3 separate regions of the Homo sapiens genome follow, and regions 1 and 2 are each linked to region 3. A link is a loop called in an ENCODE intact Hi-C map of the cell type or tissue named here. Cell type or tissue: dorsolateral prefrontal cortex. All regions are shown on one strand. Each heading gives the region's core, and the rest is flanking DNA. Links, peaks and the distances in the headings are about the cores only.

Region 1 (9,878 bases), core at 1,263-9,262, 70 kb after region 3:
TCGCTGGCCTTCCCTTCCAGACATTTCCCCTTGCACTTGCTGACCTAGACCTGGGCCCTCCAACCTGACCAAAGGCCTCAGCCCTACGCCATCAGGGGCAAGTATGCAAATGGTGATCCATGCCCACACAAGCAGAGCCCCTGGCCAGGGGCCCTCTCCCCGCATCCACACAGCCCCCTCTCTGTCAATGCCCACACACACAAACACACGCCCATACACACACCTCCAGCCATGGGGATGCCGGCCTCCCTCTGGCTCTCCTCTCCTCACGCCAGCATCCTCTCATGCCAGCTGGGAGTGAGACAGCAGGGGCCTCCTCCAGGCGCCAGGGAGGAAGAGCTGGGTTTACACACATTCTGGTGGCCCCAGAAGGCAGCCCGTGGACAGGTGGGAGAAGTGCGTGCTATGGGGGGAGATTCTGGCTCAGGCTAAAGAGAAACTTGCTGGCTGGCAATCTAAAGCATCCAACAGTGGAGTAGGCTGCCTCGGGGGGTGGTGAGTTCCCCGTCTGTGGGGGTGTTCGAGGTGAGACCGGATGACTGCTGCTCAGAGAGGCTCGGTGTGGGGGAGGCTCTTGAATCATATGGAAGAGGACAGCAGACTGCTTGACCCCTGAGGTCCTTTTCAGGTGCAGAATGTTTTTTGGAGGGTCCCCTTTCCCCCGTGAAATTCCAGGCAAGATTGGCAGACGGTGAACAGTTCCTACCTCCCCCTTCCTTCCAGCCGTGATGATCTGGCAGAAAAAAGGGAAGACCCCATGCCTTTCCACACCCAGCCACAACCTCAGCAGCAGCAAAAACAAGACAGCACAGTGGTTAGAGGCACTGGCTCTGAAGCCTGGGTTCAAATGCCAGCTCTACCCCTATCCAGCTGTGTGACCTTTGGTAAGTTACTCAGCCTCTCTGTGCTTCACTTTCTTTATGTATAAAATAGAGATAATAATAGTGTTGTCAAAATTAGAATTAACATACATAAAGCTCCTAGTACACTGCCTGGCATAGACTAACGTGTGAAAAAAAAGTGTGTCGTATTAATGATTTTTTTAAAACTTCTCATCTCGGCCTTTTACAGTTTGCAGTACCGAGTGCCTAGTGTTTCCTCTGATCCTCACCAGGGCTTGGTGAGAAAAGTAAGCAAGACAAGTATTATCACTGCCCCTTTTACAGATGAGGAAATAGATACTCAAAGGGGAGAAGGGACCCACCCAAGGTCCCACAAATCATAAATGGCAGAGCTGGGATTCAGATTTGGTTCTGTCTAATCCCTATCCCTCGTGTCCTCCTCAACTCTGCTGGTCAATTGTCCTGACTCAGAGGGCAGTAGAAGGAACAAACAGGTCTAAAGATAAGTCGGAGTCCCATGCCAGGGTGGGCTGGGCATGAGCGGCCATGTCTGCAGGTCGCCAAGCAGCTCTCTGTGTCATGGAGAGAAGCATGGAGCGGGCTGGGCCCAGGAGCTGGTAGCTCGGGGTGCACAGGATGAGGCTGCTGCCGCCTCATGGAGCTGGGGAAGCGGGTGGGCTGGGGACAGAGGTGCAATGGAATGACTTGGTGGAGTGGGGGCCGGAGGACAGGTGCATGGGAGCATGGAGGTAGGTGGTGGGAGGGATGAGCACCAAGCTTACCTATGCTGTGCACAGCTGGGGCACAGCAGCCTGGGCGGGTGCACCCCAGTGATGCAGAGGGGGACAGATGGCTTCCAGGGGCGGCCTTGTGAGTAAGCATGAGGTGCCTGGGAATGTTCCTAAAGGTATCTATGACAGGTGTGTGCGCGTGTGTGTGCGTGCAGGGAAGGTTATGATAATGACAATAAAAATAGCTACCATTTACGGGGACCTTCTATGTGTCTTACAAATACCTCAAAGTAAGGTTTACAGAGTGCTTCGCACAAGGCCAGGCACACAGTAGGTACACAATAAACATGCTTGTTACTACTATCATTGCCATCATTGTCCTCTCAGTGAGTCCTCATAACATCCCACTAGGTAGGGATGAGGATCCCATTTCACACGTGAGGAAACTGAGGCTCACTGAGGAGCACAGCGGAGTCCCACCTTCACCCTCACCCCACCATGCCAAACAGTGGTGGTGGCAGTGGGGAAGCAGCTTCGTAAATAACAAGGTGCCACACACATCCTTGAAAGTGTGCACCAGACTATTTGTTGAATGAGTCTCCGAGAGCCCACAGGCCCATCAGTGTGGAAGGGGCAGGGGCGAGGGAGCTGCACCAACAGATGGAGCAGCAAGGTGGGTGGCGTGTGAGGACACACAATCGGGGCATCCCCGTGGGGGCTGGGCTTGGGAGCTGCGAATGAAAGGACAGTGTCTCCAGTGCACAGGCAGGTGTAGGGGCCCTTGTGCCTGAGGATTAATGCGGGGGGTGGGGCCACTTAGAAATGGGAAGGCTCCCAGGGAAACCAGGTGTAGGTGGGGGCTGGACTCCACTGGGAAGGGTCGTGGTTGTGGCCAGGAGGGGTAGGAGGCCCTGCGCCGAAGGTACAAAGATAAGTGAGTGAGAGAGAGAGAAAGTAGAAGAGAGGTTTAGGGGGTGAGCCACAGCATTAAGTGTGTTAGCAAACATGTGCTGGTGTGCACACACACGTGCACACACACAAAGGCCTGGGGCAAGGTGTTCAGCACCCAGACAGACATGCACATGGTACTTCAGGATGAGCTTGCTGGGGGGCAGGGACTGGTGTGTCTGGGAGGGTGTGCCCACATGCTGTGTAGACCTGGGAGGGATGGGGTGTCTGGAAGGAGAGGGTGTGTTGCAAGGACTGAAGGTGTATGAGGAAGAAGCACAGGTGTGCCTGCGATGGCTGTGAGCCTGGGGAGGTGAGTGGTTGGATGGGGGCTGTGTGCATCCAAGGGTGAGGGCTGGCAGTGCTGCGCTGGGGGCTCTGGGGGCACGTAGTGGCCGTGTGTGTGTTGTGTACATGGCAGCAAGGCACCTGGGGGAGGTCTCAAGGAGGCAGGCATGAGGTGGCAGCCTCTCTGGGTGGGGAGTGTGGGCTGTATGCTGCCAGGAGGTGTATTGTGTACGCAGGTGTGTGTGCCTGTGTAGGTGTGTGTCTGGGTGGGTGCCACCGAGCGCGTGTATCATTGTCAGAGTGTCTGTGTCACTGGCAAGGGTAAGCGGGAGGGAGCAGCTGGACCTGGGTAGTGACTGAGCCTGGAAGGAAAGAGGGGTCCCCACCAGCCACTCGCGCACCCAGCCCCTCCTCTCAGAACTCCAATGTCATATGGATTCAGCCCAGGCCTGGGCTGGAAAGAACTGCCCGGCAGCCGTGGCTGGTTGGTCCATCCCGCCCACCCCTGTGGATCTGAGGATAGGATGGGTCTGAGAACACTTCCTCTAGCATGAATGAAGAGCCCCCAGCCAGACCCTTCTCCCCTGTCTCCCAAAAGATCCAGCCACACCTCAGATGCCAGCATCCCTAGAGCCATCCCTGGAAGCAAGAGGAGGTAGGGACTGAGGGGCTGAAGCACCCACAAAACAGAAGGCCTCACAGTTAGCAGACTGCAGACCTCCCTCCCCTTCTCCTTCCCTCTCCCTTCTTTCTTTCTCCTTCTCTGGCAGAAGACAGAGAAAGTAAGACCCTAATGTCCACCCTCCTCCAAAAGGAACACCCAGACACTGGGAAGGTAGACAACAGGGAAGGATAAGAATGAATGGAAGAGGAGAGACGCCCACCCGCCAACACATGAAAAAACAGGGCTATCTGGAAGCCCCCAGGGCAGCCAAGGGACTGGGGACCCAAGACCCACCCCCTAAAAATCTATTTCATTATTCCAGGTGGACAGCCTCCTCCTTCACCTCCAGACACCAAGAAAAAGCCCCTCCCAGCCCTTGCTAGCTCAATGAGGCATCGAATGCCCTCTCCCAAGATTCAGGAGGGGGGTGAGAGTAAAGGAGACAACAGCACCCCAAAGCCAATTGTGCCCCAAAAGCCCATCAAGGGTTCAAGGGCTCATACCCCAACCCAAAGACCCCAGGGAAGATTGCTGCTTCAGCTGGGGGAGGAGGCTGGGACATGAGAAATGGTCCCTTCCTCTTTAGGGGTGGGGGAGCAAGCCAAGGGCCCTGCAGCTTCCTCTCCCCCTGCAGCACTCTCTGACCAGAACCCTGTCACCGCCCCCAGCGCATTCCCACCCCAGCAAAGCCCCCTCCTACTGATTTCCCAGTCTCCCTGTCTCATCACCCCCAGCCTTCCCCCGCAAGCTTCCGCTCCTCTCCCTCAGACCCCATCTTTCCCAGCTCTCCACCAGCACAGACCCATCTCTGCCTGGAGCACCTTGGCACATTCCCCTCTGCTCTCTCCCAATAACCTCTTCTCCCCTTGGCTCCCATCCCCCAGGAAAGCCTGGTCCTCAGTGGGTCCCCTCAGGACGAAGCCCTTGGCCTGGCCCCTTTCCTTCCCTCTCCACTTCTCTCTCTTCTCCAGCCCCCTCTCCTCTCCTCCCACGAAGCCCAGTTTCTCGCTGGTTAGACCCTCCAGAACACAACAGCTCCTCTGGCCCGGCGCTGCTTCAAGCCTCTGGGGCTAGCACAGACTGGGGACCCCCCTTTAAGAACCCCCTCTAAGTCCTCTGGATGCCCCTCCTCTCTCCATCCCTTCCCCCAAAGACCCTTCCTCCCACCCCTCCCCATTCTCCTCAGCTCTCAGGGCCAGTGCCCCTTCCACAGGAGCCTCCGACCCCCAAGCCCCCAGCGGCTTTGCCTCCTCGCTGTCACCGGGCCAGCCCTCTCAGCGCGGCGCCCCCGCCCCCCAATTCATCCGTCCTGCCTCCCTCGCCCCCTCCGATCCGCTCCCCTCCCCCGATCGGCTCCCGCCCCCCGCCCGTCTCCGCCGCAGCGCCCCCCCCCCCCCATTTTACCTGGTTCTCGGGGCGCCAGAAGCTGGAGGGTGGGTAGCAGAGCTACAGGGCCGCCCCGTCTCCGACGGGTGGCAGAGCCAGGGCTAGCGGTGTCTGCCGCCTCGCGCCTCTCTCCCTCCCCGCCGCGTCCCCGCCCGCCCGCCCGCCCCGCCGCGGTGCCTCTCCGAGGAGGATGCTCCGCGAGTCAGGGCGGCTGCTCCCGCCGCCGCATCCCTGCAACACCGACTGACGGCAGCATCAGCACCAGTGCCCGCCCCCGAGACGCGCGCATTGGACCACGCTGCGCTGACGGGCGAGCAGCGCAGCCAATGCAAGGGCTCAGAAGCCGCCAGTCCAGCGGCTCCACAGGCCCACTCCCTCCCTCGCGCGGGACCCAGGCGTCCCGGCCCCAGCACCCGCGCTCCTCCCAGCCTCTCGAGGTTCTCGGGCGCCCGGGCCCCCAACCAGGCGGGCCCCAAACCCGGCCTCAGTGTCTTTTCCGGGAACCCAAGCACTCTCGCCCCTCGCCCCTCGCCCCTTAGTTCGGGGCCTTGGGTCCCGCACCCTCCCCCCACGGCCAGCAGGTCTTCGCGCAGCGCGGGGCTGGGACAAGCCGAAGGAGAGGCTGTGGACCCCGACTTGGGACGCCGCGAGAGCAGGGCTGATGCGGGGCCTGGGCCGCAGCGCCCTCTGCTGGCTACCCCCAGGGGCGGGCCCGGGCTTCGAGGAGCCTAGAGAAGGGGGACTCGGTGGGTCCATGGCTGCTGGGGGCTTTTTCCAGTCGGTAGCCTGGCCCCCACCTCCCACCGTCCGGAGGGCCCCTGGCTTGGAGCCCCCAGAACTGAAGAGGAAGGGGCTTTGCTGGGATAAAGACGGAGGCGGTGGGGGAAGGAAAGGCAGAGATGGGGGCGGGGTAGACCTAGGAACTTGGGGGTTTCCCAGTCCTGCCTCATGGGAATCCCAGAGTTTGAGGCCAAACTCTCAGTTCTGCCTGGAACCCTGGACCGAGGTACGAGTAGGTGTGGGGGCAGGGTTGCGCCTGCACATGCCTGGTGACTGAGGGCACCTGGCAGCAGCCCCCTTCTCTGTTCTCCTCCTCCCATCCATGAGTTTCAGTTAGAGTGGTGCTGGGGGGCGCAGGTCTCTCCTGTAAGGGTACATGCATCACTGTGCATGTGTATGAGTGTGGGGGACTGGGGGACACCCTTCACTCACTCCGCCAATAAAAGTGTACACACACTGGCACTTAGTGTGTATACCCCGAGGTTGGTCACTGGGCTGCTGAATGAGACAGTGAGAGACAGAGTGTGTGTGTGTATGTGTGCCAGACCATTCTGCCAGCTCACTCCAGGACCCTGGTTTCTGTTGCAGGGTCTGTGATCTGCACAGCTGGTGGTAGTTGGCACTTCCTTAGCCAGAGGCAACATGCAAGAACACTTACATTCAACCACCAATGCATGGACATTGGGGCACTCACAGCCATGCACACATATCTGTGAACACTGGGCATTCCCAGAGACACATAAGAACACCTGCAGAAATGCCCCACCATGGTAACACACCCACAGGAAGCATATACTGCCCAAGAACACACACACTTGTGCACACAGGTACCTACACCAGGCAATTAATGCATGCCCAGAACAGCTGCACCCAGGGGACCTGCCCACAGTCATCCTGGACCCCTGCCCAGGCACTTCAAAGAGAGTGGTCAATTACTGAGTGGCTTAATGCGGACACCAACCCCCCGGGTGGGAAACTCCTTCCCCAGCCTGTGAAGGGGTAAGAGGGGGACCCAGGCTGCAAGGAGTTTTTCCTAGGAGTCGAGAAGGGTGATCCCTAAGCCAGGTCCCAGACTTAGGGCCCACTCTGACCTTGGAGAGACCCCCAGGGCATCCCCACCAAAGCCAATGAAGGAGCCAGAGAATGGAACTGCTGCGTCAGGGCCTATGAATGCGAAATCGCCTCCCTGACCCCACAGCCCACTTTCCTGCCCATCCCCCACTGTTCCTCTTCCTGCAGCCTCCTCACACTCACACACACACACACACACACACACACCCCTTGTCCATCCAGGCATCAGGGCATAGACAGACAGATGCAATGGCTCACAGAGACAGACTCAGACCCTTACAGAGGAGCCTGGGCAGGGAGGGAGGTAAGTATGAGCACTTGTCTCCTTTCCCTACCCCCAGCTTTGCCCATCAAGGGCAGAAAAGGTCACCGGGCAGCTGCTGCATCTCCCTGTCCCTCCCACCTACAGGGACATCTCTCCTCTCTGCAAGGTCCAAGGTTCAGATTGCCTAAGCATTTGGGACCTGCCACTTCAAGACACACCCCACACACACACACACCACACACAGGTACCCACCCAATGTGGACAGTTGAGTGATATGCTGAGCACATGCCCTTCTCCCATGTGCAAAGGCCAGTGGGGACACATGGGGGAGGGGAAACACAGCAGATACAGCATGCATGTCCATGCACACACATGCACACAGGCGCATACAATGTGAAGCTCAGACACCAAATTCAGACACATGCAACCATGAAGACCGCTACTTGTCACATCCCGGGCAGGCAGACCTGGACACACATATGCATGCATGCATACACACACACACACACACACACACACACACACACACACACACCAGGAAGAGGCCAGACTGGAACTGGAGGGTAGTGACGAGAGGAGCCAAGAGGAACCGACTGGGCTGCAGGGATGGAGGCAGCACAGGAGGCAGGCGGCACAGGAGCGAGCTGCTCTTCACAACACAATCGCCGTCTGTTGTTATAGCAACTCAGCCCCCAAATCGTGAAACGGATATTACAGCCTCAAGAGGGGGAAGGGCGGAGGGGGCTGAGGACAGAAGGAGGGGCAGGGGGGCACCCGATGCAGAGACAGGGCTGGGGGGCCCAACACAGGGTAGGCCTGCAGGAGAGATATGACCAGGAAAGAGAAGGGAGTGACCCAAAATAAAGAACAGGCCAGGGGGAGTGGGGTCTCAAAGCAGGGATGGATGTGATGTGGGGAAACCCTGGGGTGGGGGACCGGGGCACTCATGGGGGAACTGAGGCCACTGCCAGGCCCACAGATACTGTGCTTTGGAGTGGAAGGTGCTCAGGTCTCCACCCCTAGGACAATCCTACAGCTGCTGTGGGACACCTCCCAGTTTGGGGGACTGAGGAGGTAGTTCCCATTGTCAGGACTGCTGTCTGGAGTCTCCTGATCCCAGGGGCAGCCCGGCCCAGCTTCAGAACCTTTAGTAAACTCCCAGACCAGCCTCAGAAGTGGCCTTAGCCTTCTTTAGGTAGCAGTGACCCCCAAAACCTCCGTGCTGCAGGCTCAGGAGGGAAGAGCTGGGTTGGGAGAAGCCACCACCGGAGGCTGAAAGCAGGATCAATATGCATTTCCTCTGGAAGTCACTGTCCTTCCGGCTGGCAGCAGCACCAGGCCAGGAGGCTGCAAGGCGGAGGAGTGCAGCCCCCACCCTGAGGCACAAGCCCAGCAGGGCCCTCGGACTGCCCAGGGCCCTCCCTCCCTTCCCCGACAGCCAGCAACTCTGTGCTGCCCCTCTCCCTCCCACGATTCCTGCAGTGAGGGCCCTGTTACTGGAAGCGTCCAAGCAGGGGCTGAAAGGCCCCCTGTCCAGCAAGGGAATTTCGGCCATGGGCTGAAGGCTTTGGGTATGCATGACTGGCCCTGCAATTCTCGGGTGCAGACCTACTAGTTTCAAGTTTTAGATGTCCAAGGATCTGGTCTCCTCAAGATCCTAGACCCTCCCCAAGATTCTTATGTTCCAAGGTTTTCTGCTTCTAAGATTCTCTTCCCCAAGACTCCAGACACATGAGATTCCAGACCTCCCAAGTTTCTCTGGCTACAAAGTTCTAGCTCCCAAGATTGTCATCCTGTAAAGTATACCATCCCCCTACCCCCCGGGATTCTAGGCGCTGATGGTGAAGGTTAATTACACGGGCCTTTTTATTCCATCTGGAAAATACAAATATTCACAAGAGTCTGTACAACCTTAGGGACACCAGCCCTGGCCCTGCCCTCAGCTGCATGCCACCCTCATATCCCACCCCCATCCCCAGCCTCCTGCCCCGACACCCCCAGGCTCCCTGCTCTGGTTGAAGTATTTTCTCCAAGGCAGGAATGAGTCCTTGATCCAACCACAGCTGGGAAGAGAAAAACAGGTTGTGAGGAAGACACCCCCCTAACAACAAGGTAGTAGCCCACCTGGCTTGGAGCCATTTGGATAAAGCACCCATTTCCCTGATACTCCCCAGCTCCCCCCCAGCCCTCAGTGGGGAGCTCTGGTGCCAGCTGTGGGAGGACTCACCATCTATTACAAGTGGATGTCAAACACCCCATCCTCCACCGTCTGTACCTCCTCCTCACGGATCTCTGCTGGGAGGGGGATTGCTGCAGAACACACTTCCAGGTCCCTGGGACTTCATCAACCCTTCCCCTCTCCACGGGAGGCATCCACATCATCCCAGAAGCAGACCCACCCACCAAAAATCAATTCCCTGCATGACCTCACAGCCCAATTTTTTTTTTTTTTTTTTTTTTTTGAGACAGAGTCTCTCTCTGTCGCCCAGGCTGGAGTGCAATGGCGCAATCTCGGCTCTCTGCAACCTCCACCTCCCAGGTTCAAGCGATTCTCGTGCCTCAGCCTCCCAAGTAGCTGGGATTACAGGCGCCTGCCACCACGCCCAGCTAATTTTTGTATTTTTGTATTGTAGAGATGATGTTTTGCCACGTTGGCCAGTCTGGTCTCCAACTCCTGACCTCGGGTGATCCACCCACCTTGGCTTCCCAAAGTGCTAGGATTACAGGCGTGAGCCACCATGCCCGGCCTCAGCCCAATTTTTGAGGCTCTTTTTCTATGTTTTTGTTTTGCCACAGCTTTTTCAGCCACAGATTTGTCAGCGCAGTTTGCTTAAATGTCAATTTTGTGTGTATTTCACATTTTAGACCCCAGCACTTCTGGAAGGCTCAATGCAAATGGATTT
Region 2 (9,878 bases), core at 531-8,530, 160 kb before region 3:
ACCCAGCCCCTACTCAAGATGGAGTTGCTCTGGTTTGAATGCCTCTGAGGTTACAATGCAGGAAGCATTTCTCTCAGACCTCCTCTCCCGCTCAGTATCAGTCTCTCCCCCTCTGCTACCTCAAAACAAAATATTAAAAACAAAACAAAACAAAAAATACTCCAGTCTTTCCCTTGACCACCCTTTCCAGCCACAACCCATTTCTCGGTTCCCTTTCAGTGCCAAACTCCTCAGCAGAGCCGTCCGCTCCTGCTGTCTCCATTCTATCACCTCACACCCACTTTTTAATCTAAGCAAAAGAATCTGAACATATAGAAGAGTGCAGAGAATTCACAGCCCAGATTTGACAACTGCAAACATTTTGCTGTATTTGATTGGGATTTGTGTGTTTCATCCTCCCCACCCTTTCCTCCCATGCTTCCTGCCTCTGAGCCCTACCCCAGGCTGGGTCCCGTATTCCACACTCACCGCCTGGTTGAGGAATCCCAGTGGGGCGGCGCCTCCATCTGTCTGGGAGTTTGGCTGGTGGCCGCCTGCGCCTCGGGTAGGGAAGCTCCACGAGACAGAGATCTCGTCCATTCTCACCCCAAGCTCTCCCGCACCTCGTTAAGGCATCCAATAAATAGTTGTTGCACCGAAGAATGGCCACCCACCAGCTGAACTCCCAGCCTGATCCCTGATTGCCAATAATAGGATCTTACATGTCAATTCAAGCCTAATTATTTCCCTTTTGATTATTTTTTTGTCTTCTAGTTCTGATCATTTTTGTAATAAGGCACTCCCTGGTGGAAACATGGAAAGTACAGAGAGGTAAAAAGCGGAAGGGGAAAACTCACTCATAGTCCCATCATCCAAAAACAGCCCAATCGCATGGCTCAAGGCAACACCTCTTTGTCTTACCTATTTTGACGTGGATGCAACAGGTAGAGAGTTTCATTCACCGGAAACTCCACCATCGATCCTCATAAGAAAAGCAGAGAGAGAACTACGTGCTCCCTGGGGTCCCATGGGTGGCAATGAGGTCCTCAGTCCAGTTCCTGTGAAAAGATGTCTCGAGAGTTTTTTTTGAGACAGAGTGTCACTCTGGTGCCCAGGCTGGAGTGCGGCGGCACGATCTTGCCTCACTGCAACTCCCACCTCCTGGGTTCAAGCAATTCTCATGCCTCAGCCTCCTGAGTAGCTCGGATTACAGGTGCCCACCACCAGGCCCAGCTAATCTTTTTTTTTCATTTTTAGTAGAGATGGGGTTTCGCCATGTTGGCCAGGTTGGTCTCAAATGCCAACCTCAGGTGATCTGCCCGCCTCGGTCTCCCAAAGTGCTGGGATTACAGGTGTGAGCCACCGTGCCTGGCCGAGTCATTTTTGGCTGCAGAAAGGTTTGGGGTTCCCCCTGGTTGGTGGGGGATATCAATGAGGGGAGAGGTGGAGAGATTTCAGCAACTTCTGTGCCTGGGAAACTTTGAGATGGGGAAGAGAAGCCTACACTGGATTTATGGGTAGCCTTCTAGGCAAAGCTCTCTGTGAATCATTGTGGCTTCTGGATTCCAGCTGCCATTTCCTTCAGTCCTACATCAAGCAGTGACTGGGCCACATGGAGCCCTGCGAGTGATGGGTTACAGTGACAGTCACACATGTATATGTCTGAGGAAACTTCATTGTAGCCAACAGCTCCTGCTCAGGATTGAAAGAAATAGAGTATCAGAGGCATATTAGAGTTTTCCAGAGAAACAGAACCCATAGGCTACATAGAGACATAAGAGGAGATTTATTATGGGAATTGGTTCACGCAATTATGGAGGCTGAGAAGTCCACCATCTGCCACCTGCGGAGTGGCCTCTGGGGGCCAGGGCAGGATGGGGAGGGAAGGGAGGGAGTCAGAACCCCCTCCTGTACACACTTCCATGTTGATATTATTACATTTTGTTGTAATCATTCATTTATGGGTTTGTGCCTCCCAATGACTTCCTGTTCCTCTAAGGGGACTATGTCTTATTGATCTTTGAGTTACCAGCTCCATGGACAGCACCAGCAGATGCATAGAGCTCAACACATCTGTTGGCCGAATCCACCTCCCTTCACCCTGAGGCACCCTGCACAGGGTTTTCAGCACTGCGTGGATGCTCCTTCCCCACCTGGCTGACTCCTTGAGCACAGCTTTAGTCATGAGCCCCATGGGACCACCCCAAGTCTCTCTGTGGATGCACTTGGCCAGATCATGGGTTAAGCTCCTTTTTGGGGCTATGCCCACTGGGCCAGTACTCATAGTTCTCCTCCTGCCAGGAATGCCGTTAGTAGGTAGAGCTGGGCCACTGCCCCGCAAAATGGACACGTGGCTCTGCCTAAGGCAGCAAGGACCACCAGGATGGTGTGGGAGGAGGGGAGGAAAAGGACCTGGGGCTCTGAGGCAGGGCAGGCTTCATGGGTCTGTGCGGCCACTTAAGAAGGGCCCAAGCTTGTTCCAATGCTTTCCAACCACCAACTTGATACTACTTCTGAATAAAAGGCCTGTGTTTTCATTTTGCACCGGAACCCACACATTTTGTAGCTGGTGCTGCTGTGAGGAATTAGCAGAGGAGGGTCCCAGAAGCAAGAAGGAACAATGGGCTGTTTAGAAGAAGCTCTGGGCCTCAGCCACCCTCAGAGAGCAGTGATGACCGGAGCTTGGGCAGGGGGTGGGTGAGTGGGGGGCAGGGACATGGCTGGCATGCTCTCTCTGCCCTGATCGGAGACCCACGATTCTCCAAGGCATTGGGGACCAATATCCCTGGTCCACGAATGGCCACAGGCCCCAGTGGTGAACTTCGTTTTTTTCTCATTGGAGAGAAAATAGCAGAGTGAAGACCTGCGATTGAAGATCACCCCAATGTAGAAATATTTTTTTCAGAGAAAAGAAAAATCGAGTTCTCAGTGTTCCAGCATGGCTTTGCCAAGACTGAGAGGAGGCTGGGGCAGATTGAGCCCCATGAGACCACCCTCATGCCCCCACATCCAACAACTGCAAAATGTTCAGTGACCCAAACAGATGACAGCCAGTCACAGGGTCACAGGGACCCGAGCTGCACAGACAGCTCATCCTCACCCTCATTATATGCAGATTCTGTATTTGCAAATTTGCCAACTTGCTTAAATGTATTTGTAAATCCAAAATCAGCACTCAGGGCCTTTTTTTTTTTTTAATCTGAGACAGAATCTTGCTCTGTTGCCCAGGCTGGAGTGCAGTGGCGTGATCTTGGCTCACCGCAAGCTCAGCCTCCTGAGTTCACGACATTCTCCCGCCTCAGCCTCCCGAGTAGCTGGGACTACAGGCGTGTGCCACCGCACCCAGCTGATTTTGTTTTTGTATTTTTAGTAGAGATGGGGTTTCACTGTGTTAGCTAGGATGGTCTTGATCTCCTGACCCTGTGATCCACCCTCCTTGGCCTCCCAAAGTGCTGGGATTACAGGCGTGAGCCACCGCGCCCGGCCAGTCAGGGCCTTTTGAGTTCATTTATGGACAGGCCCAGTGGCCAAAAAAAAAAAAAAAAAAAAATGCTTTGAATGTATGTTCCCAGTTGAGGCTGAACAAGGAACTGCCATCTTGCTTCAGCTCTTATGTCATAAACACATTTTTTCGAAGTCTATTTGGTGCTATGGTTTTGCATTTTCATGTTTCTTCTAGGTGATTTTGTTTAAAATGGCCCTGGCTCCAGAATAGCACTAAAGTGCTATCTGTTGTTCTAAGCACAAGAACCTGCCCCATGGAGAAAACACATGTGTTAGATACACTTCGTGCAGGCATGAGATAATTAATCAGCAATAGACACAAAATGATGTATATTTAAACAGAAACACACATAAAGGAGAATTGTTTATTCATTGACTAATAAATGTGACCAGAGGCTGGGCATGGTGGCTCACGCCTGTAATCCTAGCACTTTGGGAGGCCGAGGTGGGTGAATCACCTGAGGTCAGGAGTTCGAGACCAGCCTGGCCAACATGGCAAAACCCCGTCTTTACTAAACATACAAAAATTAGCCAGACGTGGTGGTGTGTACCTATAATCCCAGCTACTTGGGACGGTGAGGCAGGAGAATCACTTGAACCTGGAGGGCAGAGGTTGCAGTGAGCCGAGATCGCACCACTTCACTCCAGCCTGGGCGAAAGAGCCAGACTTTGTCTAAAAAAAAAAAAAAAAAAAAAAAAATGTGACCAGAGGCTCACAGGACCCTGACCCCAAGTTTCCCTAAAAGCAATAATTCAGTATCCACTAGTTCTAGTTCAGTCTTTGAGGGGACCTTACAGAATATAATTATTGCCAATGATGAGTATCAGCTGTAATCCGAGAGGCCTAAGAAGTTTAGGAATGCATTTCGGGTTTCTTTGCCTTGTGGGTATATAGACTTAAATCACCACTTTTTTGATGAGAAATAGGCTTAGAGAGATTAAATGATGCTATGGACGAACATTTGTGCTCCTCCAAATTCATATGTCAAAGGCAGAATCTTTCTGATTCTAGAGCCAGGACATACTTTTCAAACATTTGCACCGAAGCATCCCCAACACGGAAGAGGGAAATACGGGTCCCTGGGGGTACAAAGGGGTGGAAAATGACCCTTCTGGGTGTAAAAGTCCTTGAAAGTCTCTGTTTGACCTTAAAAATTCCTGTAAATTATTCATTCCACTCTACAGATAGTATGCTTTTGTTTTACCATAAAATATTATATTAAATCACTAGTTGAATGGTGTAACTCCAACAGCTAGACACACTCACTCGGATGTCATATACACTCCTAGAAAGAAGGGGCTGCTGAGCCTAACTCATCCCTGTGTTCCCTGGGCCCAACAGAATAGAGAGTCCCACACAGACACGGGATGAAGAGGGTCAGACAGAGGCACGGGATGAAGAGGGTCCCACACAGGCACGAGATGAAGAGGGTCCCGCACAGACACGGGATGAAGAGGGTCCCGCACAGACACGGGAGGAAGAGGGTCCCGCACAGGCACGGGAGGAAGAGGGTCCCGCACAGGCACGGGAGGAAGAGGGTCCCAGCACAGGTACAGGATGAAGAGGGTCACTGCCAGAAGCCAGGGCGCTGCGAGAGACAATGTGACAAAATCATTTCCTTAGGCATGGTCCTCTGGACACTCCAGCTTGGGCCAGTTTTCCACACTCCCTGCGGGACACGCATGCGCCTCTATCCTGCTTGACCACGTGGGGGCGCCCCACACGCGCTGTACCCCGGTACCCGCACCTCTGCGCGTTTCACTCAGATGTGGCTTTGTTTCCCACGATGTCCGCATCGTCCTCTGTGTCAGCCATGGTTGCCATGGATACCGTGGCTCCCAGCCAGAGGAGGGTCTCAGGGCTCAGAGGCTTTGTTGATGTTAGGCCATCAGTTCAAGAACAGGACCACGCAGTGGGGAGCTGTGTGCTGATGCGGAAGGACCCTGTGGATGTTACCGGGGAAGAATGAATGGAACTCCCTTCTGAGCAGCCTCAATGGAGACCAACCCAACACGCTCACCTTGTGTTCACCCCGTGCAGCAGGGACTGCCCCTGCCTCCCACGCAGGAGGGGCCAAACCCACTCACAGCAGGCCTGAGGCCCCCAGGTCTCGGGGTCACGGGGGAGTTCCTTGTTCCTCTGTCCCTCGTCCTTTCTGTCAGCTCGCCGTGGCGTGTTGATGCTGGCGTCGTGGTCCTTCGTCTTCCTTTGTGCTCACACTGACGGTTTCTGGACTTACGCATGTGGATGTCTGATAAGTGCATCCAGAGAGCCATGCCTTTTCATAAATGATGGTTGCTTCTCAGATTCACTGTGGCCAGGACACTGCGTTTTTGGAGACCACGTGCCGGCGGGCACACACCCTCCTGTTGCTCAGATGAACCAACCGGCCTCCATTCCTGTGCTTCCGCAAGTGGCCTGTTCCACACCTGCAGCCGTCTGTGTGCCAATCAGGGACTGCTGAACAACACCTGTGGCTCTGAGGGCGTCCTCTGAGGGATCTCACCCGAGTCCCACGGAATCTGATTCTGCAGCAGCCTCCCTTTCCCAGTGGCCACCCAGTCCCCACGCTGCCCACTGGGGCTCTTCTCGACCCCCATCATGGGCGTGTGGCTTGCCTGGCCGTGACAGCAGGCTGTAGTTTCCTGCACCCACTGCACCCTCTCTCTAGAACATTCTCCAGCTTGAGCAGCATCTTCAGGAAACGCCATCTGATCACAGCGCCCATCCGCGGCGCAGACCCACTCCTCCCTTCCATCAGTGTGGCTTTTGTGTTGGTTCAGTTACTCTTCTTGGTTTCTTTTGAATAATTTCGTTTTCCTTTCCTAATTTCTTAGGATGAATACAACATATTCGTTCTTTTGATGTGCTTGGCTCATCTTCCTACTTTAATAACGAAAGCATTTTAAAGTGCTAACATTTCCTGTGAGTATTGGTTTTTGAGGATTCACACAGATTTCGGGATGAAACGTCCTTTATTATTATTATTATTATTATTACTTGCAGGATAATATGCCGTTGTAAAACTTCCTATTTGAGCTAGGTGTAAGCTAGGAATGTGTCTCTTAATTTTGAAGTTGTAAACATTTTTGGGTTATCTCTGTAGTAATTATTCCCAATTGTTTTGGATTATGTTTAGAGGATTTGCTGGTAAAGCCTGTTTAAAAAATATTCTCGGCCCGGCACGGTGGCTTACGCCTGCAATCCCAGCACCTTGGGAGGCCGAGGGGGGTGGGGGCACGGATCACTCGAGGTCAGGAGTTTGAGACCAGCCTGGCCAAAATGACGAGACCCCATCTTTACTAAAAATACAAAAATTAGATGGGTGTAGTGGTGCATGCCTGTAATCCCAGCTACTTGGGAGCTGAGGCAGGAGAATCGCTTGAACCTGGGAGGTGGAGGTTGCAGTGAACCAGGATTATGCCACTGCACTCCAGCCTGGGCGACAGAGTGAGACTCTGTCTCAAAAAATAAAATAAAAATAAAAAATAAATAAAGACATCCTCAAGGATTTCTTTATGGCTAAGAACAGGAATGTGTTCCATGGACTTGAAAAAATGAATCCCTACTCAGGTGATATAAAGATATATTTCTATTAAGTATGAAGATTTTAGTGTATCTTATTGTATATATTGACATTTCCCACTATACTTGTATATGTGTGTTTACACATATTGATATGTGTATACATGTACACATACATAAATATATACACATACATATACGTGTGTGCATCTTTTTTTTTCCCCGAGATAGGGTCTCAGTCTGTTGCCCAGGCTGGAGTGCAGTGGCGTGATCTCGGCTCACTGCAACTTGGCCTCCTGGGTTCAAGCTATTCTCATGCCTCAGCCTCCCAGGTAGCTGGGACTACAGGCACCCGCCACCACATCTGGCTAATTTTTGTATTTTTAGTAGAGACAGTGTTCCACCATGTTGGTTAGTCTGGTCTTGAACTCCCGACCTCAGGTGATCCACTTGCCTTGGCCTCCCAAAATGCTGGGATTACAGGCGTGAGCCACTGTGCCTGGTCATGGATCTATATTTTAATCAAAGTCTCCTACCATTTCTTTTTTCTTTTCTTCTCTTTTTTTTTTTTTCTGAGATGGAGTCTCGCTCTGTCAACCAGGCTGGAGTGCAGTGGCTCGAACTCGGCTCACTGCAACCTCTGCCTCCTGGGTTCAAGTGATTCTCCTGCCTCAGCATCCTAAGTAGCTGGGATTTATGTGTCACCATGCCTGGCTAATTTTTGTATTTTTAGTAGGATAGGGTTTCACCATGTTGGTCAGGCTGCAGTCTCCTACCATTTAGAATAGCTTTTGTTTATGTCTACCTGCGGCACTGTTTTGTGGACACAGATCTATTTTTTTCATAAATGGTGGCTTTTATCATTATGTAATGTCCATTTTTTTCTAGTTAGTGCTTTAACCCTCAATTCCACTTTCTCTCATATTACCACTCATGTTTGCTTTTTGTTTCCATCTGCCTGGACTTCTTGTGACCATCTTATTTTGGTTCTGCTTTTTCCTTCCTTCCCCTTTCTTGCCTTCATTTGAACTAACTTTTCTTTTTTCCTTTTCCTATTGTTTGTTTATTCTTTCTGTGTTAACCATAGATTTTTTTATATGTATACTTAAATTAACAAAATCTAAATTTAATCAATATATTCATTCTCTTAATTAAGGACTTTACAATGCTTTAATTCTTATATAACCCATCTAACTTACACATACTATTGTTGTCTTCACTTTTATCTTTTTTAATCCCTAAAATTAGACATTATTATTATTGCTTCATAGTCAATATTTAGATGTCTATGTTTTAACCAGTTTCTTTGCTATTATTTCATATTTTTAGAGCTAAAGATAATTTTAATTTTGAAATGATTTTATACTTGTAGAAATTTGGGCTGGGTGAGGTAGCTCACCCCTGTAATCCTTGCATTTCGGGAGGCTGAGGTGGGAGGATGACTTGAGCTTGGGAGTTCGAGTCCAGCCTAGGCAACATAGTGAGACCTCGTCTCTATAAAATAAAAAGAATTTTAAAAAGAAAATTGCAAGAAGAGTACAAATAGCATGCTTTCCCCTTCTGAACCACTTGAGAATTAATTACCAGCCTGATGCCCATTATCTCAAATTCTTTAGGGTGTACATCCTACAACAAGGACAGTCTCCTGCATAGCAAGGCAACATCAACATCAGGAAATTAACACTCACACACTACTACCATCTAATCAACAGAATCCTGCATTCATGTTTAGGCAATTTCTCAGGAACATCCTTTGTACCAACAAGATCTCATCTTGGGTCACAAGTTGTATTTAGTTGACATATCTCTTCAGTCTCCTTCAATCTAACAGTTTCTCTGTCTTTTCTTGATTTGTATGACCTGACGCTTTTGAAAAGCACAGATCAGTTATTTTGTAGAATGTTCCTCAAGTACAGGATTGTCTGATGCTTCCTTTTGATTAGATTCAGGTTACGCATTTTTGGCAGGACTATCATAGCAGTTGGGCTGTGTTCTTTCCATTGTATCCTATCAGGGAGAACACAACATAGATTTATCCTATGACTGGTGATGGGACATCATGCTTTGACTGTGACTTTGGTCACTTGGCTAAAATGGTATCTGCCAGGTGTCTCCACCGTAAAGTTATTATTTTTCCCTTTGTATTTAACAAATGTTTTGTAAAGAAGTACCTCGAAACCACGTAAATATTCCTGCCTGTTCAAACTTTCACTCATCAGCATTAACATCTACTGATACTTCTTGGCTAAATTACTGATTACTAACAGCTATGATGATTACCAAATGGTAACTTTTCTAATTCCATAATTTCTTCCACGTTTGTTAGTTGGCATTTTGTTGTAAGAAAATTTTTTCTTCTCCTCATTTATGTATTCATTCATTAGTATCTATATGGCTTTCTGTTTTATCCAATAGGTTATGTTATTATTATCTAGTTTGGTGTTCAAATTATGTCAGAACAAGCGGGACCCCTTTAGAGCTGGCTCCTCTGTCCTTTTAATTCATCTCCTTCGATTTTTGAGCACATGCTCACTCTCTGGCACAAAAGATGTTATAGGTTTATCTTGTGCTTTTCCTACCTCAACCCTGGAATCAGCCATTTTCCCAAGAAATCCTGGTTGCTTTTAGGGGAGAATGGTATTTAGAAACCAAGATTTGAGTGCTGGGCACGCTCATTGCTGTTGGGGTGTTATTGCATCCAGGCCTTCTTGGTGGATAAAGCTAGCAACACATGTACGTACACACACAATTATATCTATATTCATTTCTGTATCTGTCCATAAGTATTGAAAACCATTAGTTCATCCCTCCAATTATAATCTAACACACAGCGTTCATTCCAGTTTCCTCCTTTTCCGTGTCTGTAACT
Region 3 (9,878 bases), core at 825-8,824:
GCGTTCCATCCCAGATTCCAGGTCCCTAACAGAGATCCAGAGACCTGCACAACCCGCACCCCCCCAACACACTTCTTCCTTCTCCACTTTGCCATCTGCCTGCTCCCCTCCCAGAGAAGCCCAGATGCCTGGGAGAGTGGGGGCTGGGGGACAGCTGGAGGAACCTGCTCTGTGCTCTCTCCCACACATTTGATTCCAGTTCCGGCCCGTAATCAGGGCCTTTCATAGATGCGCAGCCCAATCCCGTCCACCCCCATTCCCTCCCTCCCAAAGTTTCCCATTCCCAGAACTCCTTCAAGCCTTTCCCAACTCTTGGGCTCTCTCCTAGGGAGTTCAAAGCCCAGCTCCCTTCCCCCAACAACTAGGGCTTGGCCTTGGGACTCTGGGAAGTTCTCCTCCGCAACACCTGATCCCCTGCCACAGAGCCTAACTCCCTGGAATCCCTGGAAGCCCTAGCCAGCCCACAGCCGAGCTTCAGTCAAGACACTGGTCAGTCTGCTGCCCTGGCCACGGGCTCAGTACAACACAAGACCCGCCAAGATAACCCCCGGGGTTTGGGGCCACTTTGGATTCTCTGTGACACATCGCCCCCTTCTGAGAACAAGGGGAATTCACAGCACTATGTCAAGAGATCTGACAGATCTCAGATCTGAGGGAGTGGGGCAGTTAATTCCATGGTCTCTGAGGACCCTCCCCAAGCTCTGACAGTATGAGGCAGGCTGATGCCCAGGGGTTCCTATGGGGCTGAGGGCTGCTTTGGGCATGTGCAAGAAAGTAGATCACATTGCCCTCAGTAGGCTCTGGAGAAGCTGCATCTTTCCTGTCCCAATGCTCAGGCCTTAGCTCACCCTCCTCCTCCCTGATCTCTCAGTCACCCATTCTGGGGGCAGGCAATGACTGCTTCAATGACCACTGAAGAGGCCCTGGGGAATGTGGCACCCTGATGTGACCCTGAGCACACCAGGGAAGCCTAGGTCCAAAATGTCCCCAAGCTAGCCCAGCCGATGCCCAAGACAGGTGACTCGGGGACTCTAGCTCCTGCTACGTCCTCTGCCCCATAGCGTCTACCTCACCCAGGAGGATGCTAAGCTCCCTATTCTCACTCCAGCCCTCAACCAACATAGGCTTCTCAACCTTGGAGGCCCAGGAGGTCCTTGGAGGGCCTGGGTTACCTACTCCTAGCTCTGGAATGAGGCCACCAAGCACCCTGTGAGACGCATCCTGCAACCAGGCTTTCAGTGGTGACATGCAGACTCACAAGAGAGCCAAGCAGAACTTGGACAGGAAGATGTCAGGCTGGACATAGTGGAGACAGGGAAAGAGAGGTGGAAACTGGGGGCAGGGAACCGAGGGAAGCAGCGTCGCAGGAATGGGGTGATCTCGCTGGGGTGAGGGGTATCTGGGCTAGGGCCAGGCCTTCTCCAGAGGCCCCAGCCCCACCTTTGAGATCGAGGTTTCGGGCGCCATTGGAGTGCTGCGTGACAGTGCGGGAGTCAATCTTGAGCGTGTGCACGTTGCCTGGGTCCCTGGACACCACCACGTTGTGCCACTGGTTGTCATTGACTGGTTTGTCTGAGTTCCCCTTCATCAAGGACGGGCCATTCCCCAGGTCAAACACGTAGTGGATGTACCTGCCCCACAGTAGGGAGGAGACACTGGGTCAGGGCGGGGGTGATGCTGGGAAGGTGGGGTGAGGAGGAGCTATGGCTGGCAGGGGTCCTAGGTGCCATGGGAAGAGGGATTGAAAGGGAGACCCCAGAGGAGAGCGACCAAAACCAATGGCAAGAGGGCTATGGTGTGAGGTCCTGTCACGGGGAGAATGTAAGGAAGGAGGGCCACCAAGGAGCCGGCTCTTGTGACACAACCTCAGAAGAGGAGCTAGAGGGGAGAGGTTTGTGGGTCAGCAGGGTCCTCTGGAGGCAGGGACTGGGCTGCTCTGGAGTGGGGTCCCCTAAGGCAACGGAGGGGCAAGACTGACTTCTGCCTGTAGAGAAGGTGACAGTGGACAGAGAACAGATATAACAGGGAACTCTGGCAAGGAAGCAGCTGGGGAGTCAGCAGTGGAAGAGGGTGTGCTTCTCCATCTTGGCTGAAGAGGGAGCCTCTCGACTTACGGTCGGGGACCTGAATCTTGACTTGTGATCTGGGGGGATTGGACACCTCGGCCAGTAGCCAGGAGAGCTGTATGTGGTTCAGCAGGGGGAGGGGGCCACCTCCTTGACAGCAGTGCAATCCCCAGCCCCTCACCCCTTGACCAGCTCGATGACAATGAAGTCATTGCCGTTGCCCGAGTTGAACAGAAGAAGCCCATCAGGGGCCGTGGTCTTGAACTGGAAGAAGAGGTGCATGGAAGCATAGGCTTGGAGCGTGGCGAGTGCCAGGTAGCTGCTGCGACTCTTGAAGGTGACGGGATCGGCCACGATGGCACGCAGGCCAAAGCGAGCATTGAGCTCACAGTAGGTGATGTCACCATCCTTGCACTGGTCCATGTAGGGCTGGCCATTGAACACGAGCCCACTCAGATGCCCGATGAAGTTGGAGGGCACCACGGAGATAAACCGCCGCTCCGTCATGATGCCCGTCTCAATGTTGTGGAACTCCAGCCGCATATGGGCTCCTGCCATCTGTCCTGCTCAGGACAGGAGACCAAGATGAGGGGGATGGCTTTGGGGCAGGGCTGGGGCTTGGGTTCCCAGGAGCCTCCCCTCCACAGGAGGGCCACCCATGAGTGACATCTTTAGAGATGTCCTCGGCTAGGCACTAGCAGCCAGCACAGCTCCAAGAGGAGTGGCAGGACTCGCCAGTCAAGAGCCAACAGGCTGCCAGGGGAATGCTGCCTACAGGGAGTTGAAATCGTTCCTGGGGTCCAGATGCCCATAACATTCCACCCCTGAAGGAGAAATGGCAGAGGCAGCTTGCCAGAACACTGCCCTAGGAATGGCAGCCCAGGCAGTAGTCACCAAGTAGAACAGGGCCAAGCATAGGTCACTGGAGATGTGTCCACCTCCCTGGGCCCAGACCACCTACCCTCCACAGTCACGTTGTCCACAGACAGCTGCAGGCTCTTGCCACGCCGGACCACCCTCACCGTGTGCCACTCATTGTCATTGAGCTTGTGCCCCGCAAACAGCGTTTCGGGGCCTTTACCTGCGGCACCAAGGGGGGAATGAGGAGGGCACCTATACATGCTCATAGGTGACTTCCTATATCACCTTGGATACACAGACAGCCTCCCCATCCCCGCACATGCCACACATGAACACATACATGACCAGTGGCTCATATTTGGCCACGCAACACACCCATGAATACAAGTACACACACTTATAGCCTCCCATCACACCTGGAGTCCATGCACACGCAGAGCTTTTATACCCCAGTCATACATCCACTCTCAGGACTGCCCTTTGTGTGACTTTAGGAGGTGCCATGCACATAGAATATTAAGTGAATGGTGCCTCTGGAGTTGTACCCTGAGGCCCTGCACACAGACACCCACACCTATGACCAACATACTCTTCCCCCAGATTCCTAAGGGCCTTCAGTGAGTGTGGCCAGAAGCTATATTCCCAGGGTGTAAACACAGACCTAAAACTTTCAAAACTTCACACAGTACCCAAATGTAAATGCGAGCCCACAGCTTCGGCCTCTGTTACACAGACACCAGCTCCTCCATCTACAATGGGACCCGATGGGACCTTTCTACATACACATGCCTGGTTAACGTCACACACCAAGTCACGCCACCACACGTACTGCCCATAAATATGCAGGATGGCCAGAGAGGGGAAGGTTCTGTTTCTTAGGAACTATGGCCATTTACTCAAGACCAGGATTATCAGCTTCCAGAGTCTAAAACAAAACATACTTATCTTTCAAATGCTGCTGGACTTTGCAGCACTCTCTGGTCATCCCTGCCCCCCCACCCCGAGGGCTCCAGCACGCACACAGCATGCCACACACACATGAAGAGCAGGGCGCCCAGCACACACAGTCTCTCTGCCTGGGCCTACCACGTGCATGTGCTCCCCCATGTGACCCCAAGCCACACCATGCAGAAACACCCTGAGACACAGCATTGAGCCCAGGCGCACTGGGATGTCTGGAGATGTCCACCTGCTCACTCTCCATCTCACCCCTGCTGAGAGCCCTCACTGTCACCATAGAAGGAGCCCCCATTTGGCAGAAACTCACCCCAGCTAACACAGGAGCTGAAGAGGGCTCCCTTCCCACCCTCATCCTCTTTCCTGCATCCCTCGCCTTCCCCCTTGTGGCCAATTCTGGAGATGCAGCAGCGTATTCCAGCCCCTCTCAGGCTCCTCCCTGCCAGTCCATAGGACCACAGGTGCTACCCAAGACTCTGCCCCAGCCCTTGATTTCTACCTCCTCCCCACCCTCCTGCTGACTTGGGTAAAGGGTGTCCTTGTCTCTCCCTTCCTAGACCCAGTGAACATCCTGACTGCAGGCCCTCCCCCAGCTCTCCTTGGCTCTGCTTCATTTGGTCCCTCCTGCCTTCCACAACCACCCAACCTCACCCTCCTGCCTGCACCCCTCCCCACACTCAAGGCCCAACCCCCATTCGAGCCAGCAATCACGGCTTCTCTTCCTCCCAGCCTCCCTCCCTAAATCCCAGCGTCCAGCATCCCAGTCCCCTTGGGTCTCTGCAGAAGAAGAGGGAAGCCACTTACTGGGTGCGCAGCCGACGCGCAGGCAGTCTGGGGGGGCCATGGGGCGGGCAGAGGGGAAGGGGAGACAAAAAGGTAAAACAAGTTTTTTTTTTTTTTACATCCTTCACAGGGAGGGGTGTCTGCGGGCGGGGTTCCCCCCAGGGCCACTTTCCGGGGACCACGCGTGCCCAGGTGCCCTCTTCCCTTCCTCAGTTGGACCCCTGTCCCTCCTGCCCCCAAGAGGGCTCCAACCCTCCCCAGAGCTGGAAGGCAGGGCAGTCAGATGATGGGAAGAGGGCTTGTGGCCCCCTTCTTAGAGGGTACCAGGCCTCTAGTGTCTGAGGGAGACGGGCACCTTGGGAATCCCAGTCGTACAGGGGATCAATGGGGGCCGAGGGCTTGACCAACCCCACATCTCCCCTGTCTCTGGGAGGGAGATGGGTGGGGAGAGCCAGAATCCCTGCATCCCCTGCTCTGGGACGACTCCCTCCTCAGAGCCCAGGTGTGACTTGTCACTCCCTGTTCCCCTCTGGGCTCTGAGCTAAATGGAGGGGTCTGCCCCAGGGCCCCCTTCCCGAGGCCATACACCTCCCAAAGCCCCAGTGGCTAGTACCACCCCTACAGGAACCTTCCTTCCACCCTTTCCAATCCTGGGAAATGCCAGGCTGCTACTGGGGATAGATCATGGGAGTCCTTCACCCTGAAGAGGACCTAGTATTAACCTGCTTTCCTAGTCAGAGGAGCCAAGGCCTCACAGATAGAGACAGTGCAGCCCCCAAAATATGATTTCTCTGAGAACACAAAGCAGTTGGGGACAAGCAGCCACCATAAGCAAAGTTTCCTGCCCCTGCCCCAGTCCGGTCCTGGCATTGCTATCCTCTGATTTCAGGACTGGGAAGGCCCCGTGTGGCTACACAGAGCCAGCAGCCCAGGGCCCTGAAGCCTCTGGCCATCCCTCTGGTTAGACACACCACCCAAAGGTGGGAGCCAGTCAGGTCTTGCAGAGGGAACAGTGGACCAGGGTCCTATGAAGTCCAGATTTAAGGCCTTTAGGATGTCTGCACCACTCCATCAAACGCCAAGCCTGACGCAGCCCAAGGGAGGGGACTGGCTGGAGCTGCAGAAATCCTTTACTGGGAAGCAAGGGAGCTGGGTCCTCATCTCCACCCTAACACTCACTAACTCACTGTGTGACCCTGGGCAAAGCACTTCTCTCCATGCCTCAGCTTCCCTCCATGTGAGCTGAGGGAATGGATAACAGTAGGATCCTGAGCAGGAAGTAGGCAGCAGGTAGACACTGGGTTGGCTTTGCCTTTCAGAGAGGGGCAGTCTCCCGGCCCTCGATTGACAGGCCCAATACCCTGGCCTCCTGTCGCTCCACCCCAAATAGGCTCTGCCTACCCCACAGCCCAGGAAGCAAAGGGGGTGGGCAGCTGCATCCCCTGGGCCCCTGAAGGTTCCTGCAGTGGAGGTAAACTGATGCCCCTGTGGCTTTGAGGGCCACGGCCCTTCGGCAGTACAGCTGAGCTCCACACGCGTTGTCAACCGCAGCAGAAGAGTGGAGGCGAGCAGCCAGGACCCTGGGCCACAGCCTGGCACCAAGGGAGGAGCAGAGGAGCAGAAAAAGGTCAAAAGGCAGACACAGAGGGAAGTGAGAAGTCTCAGTGAGAGGAATGAGGTAGAGAGAGTGCAGAGAGAAAAGAGGAAGAAAACGGAGCAGAGGAAGGAGCGGCTGCACAGAGGGGACAGGGGAGGCTGGACAGAAGAGGAAGGGGAGGACTGTTAGGGTGAGGGTAGAAGGGTGCCAGGCCCTGGAGTCAGGTCACGGGGGCTCTCTCGGGGCCAGCAGAGTCTTCACCAATGAAGGGTCCAAAAAAAGAAAAAAGGGGAGGCTGGATGGGCAAGCAGGTCCCCTACTGGGGAAAAGACCCAAAGAAGGAGCTTGATTCTTCTCCTTCCCCAGCAAGGGAGCACCAGGAATGGGGGGTCCATCTGTCCAGAGAAGAGGTGTCAGCTCCAGGCCCACCCCTGCAGAGACTCCACCCTCAGAAACACAGGCTCCAGTAGGGTTTGCAAGAGCAAACGACTTGAAGATGGGCACCCAGAGGGAAGCCAGCCCCATCCAGAAGAAAGCCAGAGACTGAGAGTGAGCAGGAGAAACCCAGCCTCTTCAACATACACATTCACCAAAGTTCAGGGGGCACTAACTAGTAACCTGTTAACTAGTGACCTGTGCCTCAAGTGCAGGGAATAGGCAGAAGTGAGTGGTCTTCGTGGCACAGACCCACGAAGGCCCTGGCTGGACAGAGAGAGCAGGGTCGTAGTATGAACACGTGTTGGGGAGGTAAGACAAAGCAGTCTGCATGGAAAGGAACTCAGGGGAAAGAACACTGGCTTCCCAGCCCTGCCTCACCTGGGTTCCTTCCCCGCCCAGGCCCTGTGGGTTGGAGACAGTGGGCCCAAGGCTCCCAGGCATCTGTCTCAGAAGTGACATCACAGAGTGGCAGCATGCACTCTGTCATAGCCCTCCTTCAGAGCTGGCTCCCAGCAGCCCCCCTGATAATTACTGATCAGCCTCAGGTGGAAAGGCAATGTACCCTCCCATGGCCCCAGGGATTAAAGGGCTTTGGGATACAATGTGTATTTAGCCTGATTTAAAACACAAACGGGAGTTAGATTTCTCCGTTTGATTCCAAGGGGCAGAACTAACGGGAATTTCACAATAAGTGGGAATTTCACAATAAGTGGGAATTTCAGAAGGGCAGGGTGACACTAAGAAAGAACCACTCAATGATCAGAATGGATCTTGGAGGTGGGAGGTAGAAGGCCTCCCACTGGTAGGGAGTGTATGGGTGATTCATGGGGTGGGGAGGGATGCTGAAGGAGGTAACCCCCTTGCAGCTCAGAGATTCTTTAATTACACCACACCCTTCAGGTCAGCTGCACTGACAGCTGGGACCCCAGGGGCACACCTAGTAGAGGACAGTGCCCAGCCTGGCCTGTCCTCTCCTCCCCTCCAGGGAGGGGCCCAGGCCATGCTGGGATAGGGCAAAGAATCCAGGGGACTCTACCATCCTCTAGGGACAGAGATCAACTCCCCAACTCAGGGGCTGCAGACAGCAGAGCTCAAGGAACTTGCTCAGTGTTTGCAAACATAGTGGGGGCTGGGAAGCTGCAGCAGGAGGCACGATAAGTTCCTTAGGATCCTCTGCCTGGAAAGAGGCAGCAGTGCCTTTTTGTCCCTCTCTTATCTAGCAAATATCCCATCTCTTGAGGCTAGCACTAAGCGATCCCACCTAGTGGTCACCCGCAGCCTCCGCTCCCTCTTCAGGCCCAGCCTGGGGCCTGTTTCAATCCACTGAGTGCCTGTGGAGCTGCAGAGCTGCCTCCTGGAGCAATAGCTTCCCTCTACAGGATAAGATCATGAGGCCAGAGACCAAGCCTCACCAGGCTTCTCTCTCTTCCCCAGTAGTGAGTCCAGCCCAGGCCTGGGGCCTTGGTGTTGCTGCCGGTCTGTGAGGCCCTGCAAGTCCTGGGGAGCAAGCAATGGGGGACAGGAATGGGGCTCTTGAAGTGATTCACGTGGGCCAGGAGGCTGAAGGAGGTGACGCCTTGTGGTTCAGAGATTCTTTACACTGCACTTTTCCCATCAGCTGCACTGACAGCTGGGACCCCATGGGCACACCTAGTAGAGGACAACTCCAGTCTGTCCATGCTATGTGGAAGTGGCCCCCAGGCCTGGCTCCAAACTCAAGTCTCTATTCCAATATGGTTTTGTTTTCCTTCAAGAAGGCTGGGTGGGTCTCTACTATGGGTCTTGCATCTACACAATGGTTTCAATGGTTTCATTCCCATTCTTCCATCTGAGCCTCAAAACCACCACAGACGTAGGCAGAGTGAAGATTCTTATCTCCATTTTAAAGATTAAAAAAAAGAGAGAGAGACTCAGAGATGGGAAATGACTTACCCAACAGTAAAAGATACCAAAGTTAGGCCCCAGGTCTTCTGGCCCGGAGCCCAGAACTCTTCCCATCCCAACCCAAGGCTTGGTGGCTGGGTAGGGGCCACCTGCGTGTCCACAGTGCCTACAGAGGAGGAATCTGTAGACGGATGCATTTGCACCAAGCCTTTGGTCACAGATTGTCAGGAGTCATGCTAGAGATGGCATCTCAGCACACACATGTCTACAGATGGGGGCAGGGGCACAGCCAGGAGTAAGAAATGGGTGGGAGGAGAGTCCTGTTATCTGTCAGTCTGGGAAGCCTATTCTTAACATGATGTGTCTTCCAAGAGGCCACCTTGTTATCTGACTTCTGAGCACTTATGTGGCACAGACAGAAAAGTGTGCCCATGGAGAGGAGAGGGTGGGTCCCAAGGGCCCACAGGATAGGTTTTCCTGACCAAGGACATTGTTTCCTGTCTAATCTTAAGAGACACAATCTTCTTCCCAGGGGCCTAGGACAGTCCAAATAAGCAAAATGCATCTGCCTTCCCTGCAGATCCAAGGCCCCAGATTTTTCCTGCTGTGTCCCCAGCAAGCACAGAGACATGTGTTTAGATGCAGACAACACACATATGCCCAGGCAAAGTAGGGGGGAACTCACACTGGATACACAAATCTGGGCAGACTTGGAAGTACAGAGCCACTTATGGGGTCCTTGGCTGGGGCTATCCTCTTGTGACAGTTTCAGGGATGCAAGGGAGCATTGTGCAGACTTGTGGAGCATTGACTAGAGTGTCTCCCAGCCTGCTTTCCCCTGCAGAGCTGCTGCACACCACCCGCTCTACAGGCTGTGATCGTGGTTAGAAACAGAGCTGAGGGGAACCCTTCAAACAACTCTGAGGCCCTGGCCACCTGCATATCTCCCCACCTCCAGTCCCCACCTCTCTCAGCAAATCTTTGTCCTAGGAATACAAAGGCCAGGTGGCCAAAAGGGGAAAAGGAAAGAACATAGTATAAATACATTTACAAGGCAATGGGTTCCCCAAAGGCCACAGTCTGTCCCACAAATGCCCCGGAGACCAATGTTAGGATGAGACTCCAGATGAGTATTTAAAAGTTCAAAGTTCAGCCAGGCACAGTGGCTCATGCCTGTAATCCCAGCACTTTGGGAGGCCGAGGCGGGTGGATCACGAGGCCAGGAGATCAAGACCAGCGTGGCCAAGATGGTGAAACCCCATCTCTACTAAAAATACAAAAATTAGCCAGGC

Evidence for each region. Peaks named below come from ENCODE experiments on the same cell type or tissue, not always from the same donor. Only the 100,000 strongest peaks of a DNase experiment are listed, where the experiment ranks them.
Region 1: it touches region 3 in a loop (3-fold over the local background); 17 of 110 quality-filtered maps call a loop at or near these places.
Region 2: a loop joins it to region 3, with 3.0 times the contacts of the local background. A loop is called at or near these places in 27 of 110 quality-filtered maps.

The regions. Positions count from the first base shown.
Region 1 is chr11:64,718,094-64,727,971 of GRCh38, forward strand. NRXN2 (neurexin 2) reads right to left here and starts at 5,104. Exons shown (of 23, transcript NM_015080.4): 1 at 4,878-5,104. It overlaps RASGRP2 (RAS guanyl releasing protein 2), which reads right to left. Exons shown (of 17, transcript NM_001098671.2): 16 at 9,203-9,267; 17 at 8,818-9,038. The coding sequence ends at 9,209. RefSeq lists silencers at 4,984-5,278, 5,265-5,564 and enhancers at 5,945-5,994, 7,204-8,042. In dorsolateral prefrontal cortex, for the core only: a CTCF peak has its summit at 5,532 (motif pointing left); DNase peaks (open chromatin) are centred at 5,148 and 5,548; H3K4me3 peaks cover 3,191 bases; H3K27ac peaks cover 1,263 bases.
Region 2 is chr11:64,484,796-64,494,673 of GRCh38, forward strand. No RefSeq gene overlaps it. Among named protein-coding and RNA genes, the nearest start is that of LINC02724, 41 kb to the left of the region's middle. RefSeq lists an enhancer at 5,196-5,697. In dorsolateral prefrontal cortex, for the core only: a CTCF peak has its summit at 5,203 (motif pointing right); a DNase peak (open chromatin) is centred at 5,196; H3K4me3 peaks cover 420 bases; H3K27ac peaks cover 491 bases.
Region 3 is chr11:64,649,008-64,658,885 of GRCh38, forward strand. It overlaps NRXN2 (neurexin 2), which reads right to left. Exons shown (of 23, transcript NM_015080.4): 12 at 4,689-4,715; 13 at 3,028-3,147; 14 at 2,248-2,629; 15 at 1,441-1,631. Among named protein-coding and RNA genes, the nearest start is that of NRXN2-AS1, 10 kb to the left of the region's middle. RefSeq lists enhancers at 2,716-3,215, 4,558-5,058, 6,020-6,179, 7,670-8,171, 8,172-8,671 and 1 more. In dorsolateral prefrontal cortex, for the core only: CTCF peaks have their summits at 2,091 and 4,252 (motif pointing left); DNase peaks (open chromatin) are centred at 2,128, 4,074 and 4,274; H3K27ac peaks cover 1,586 bases.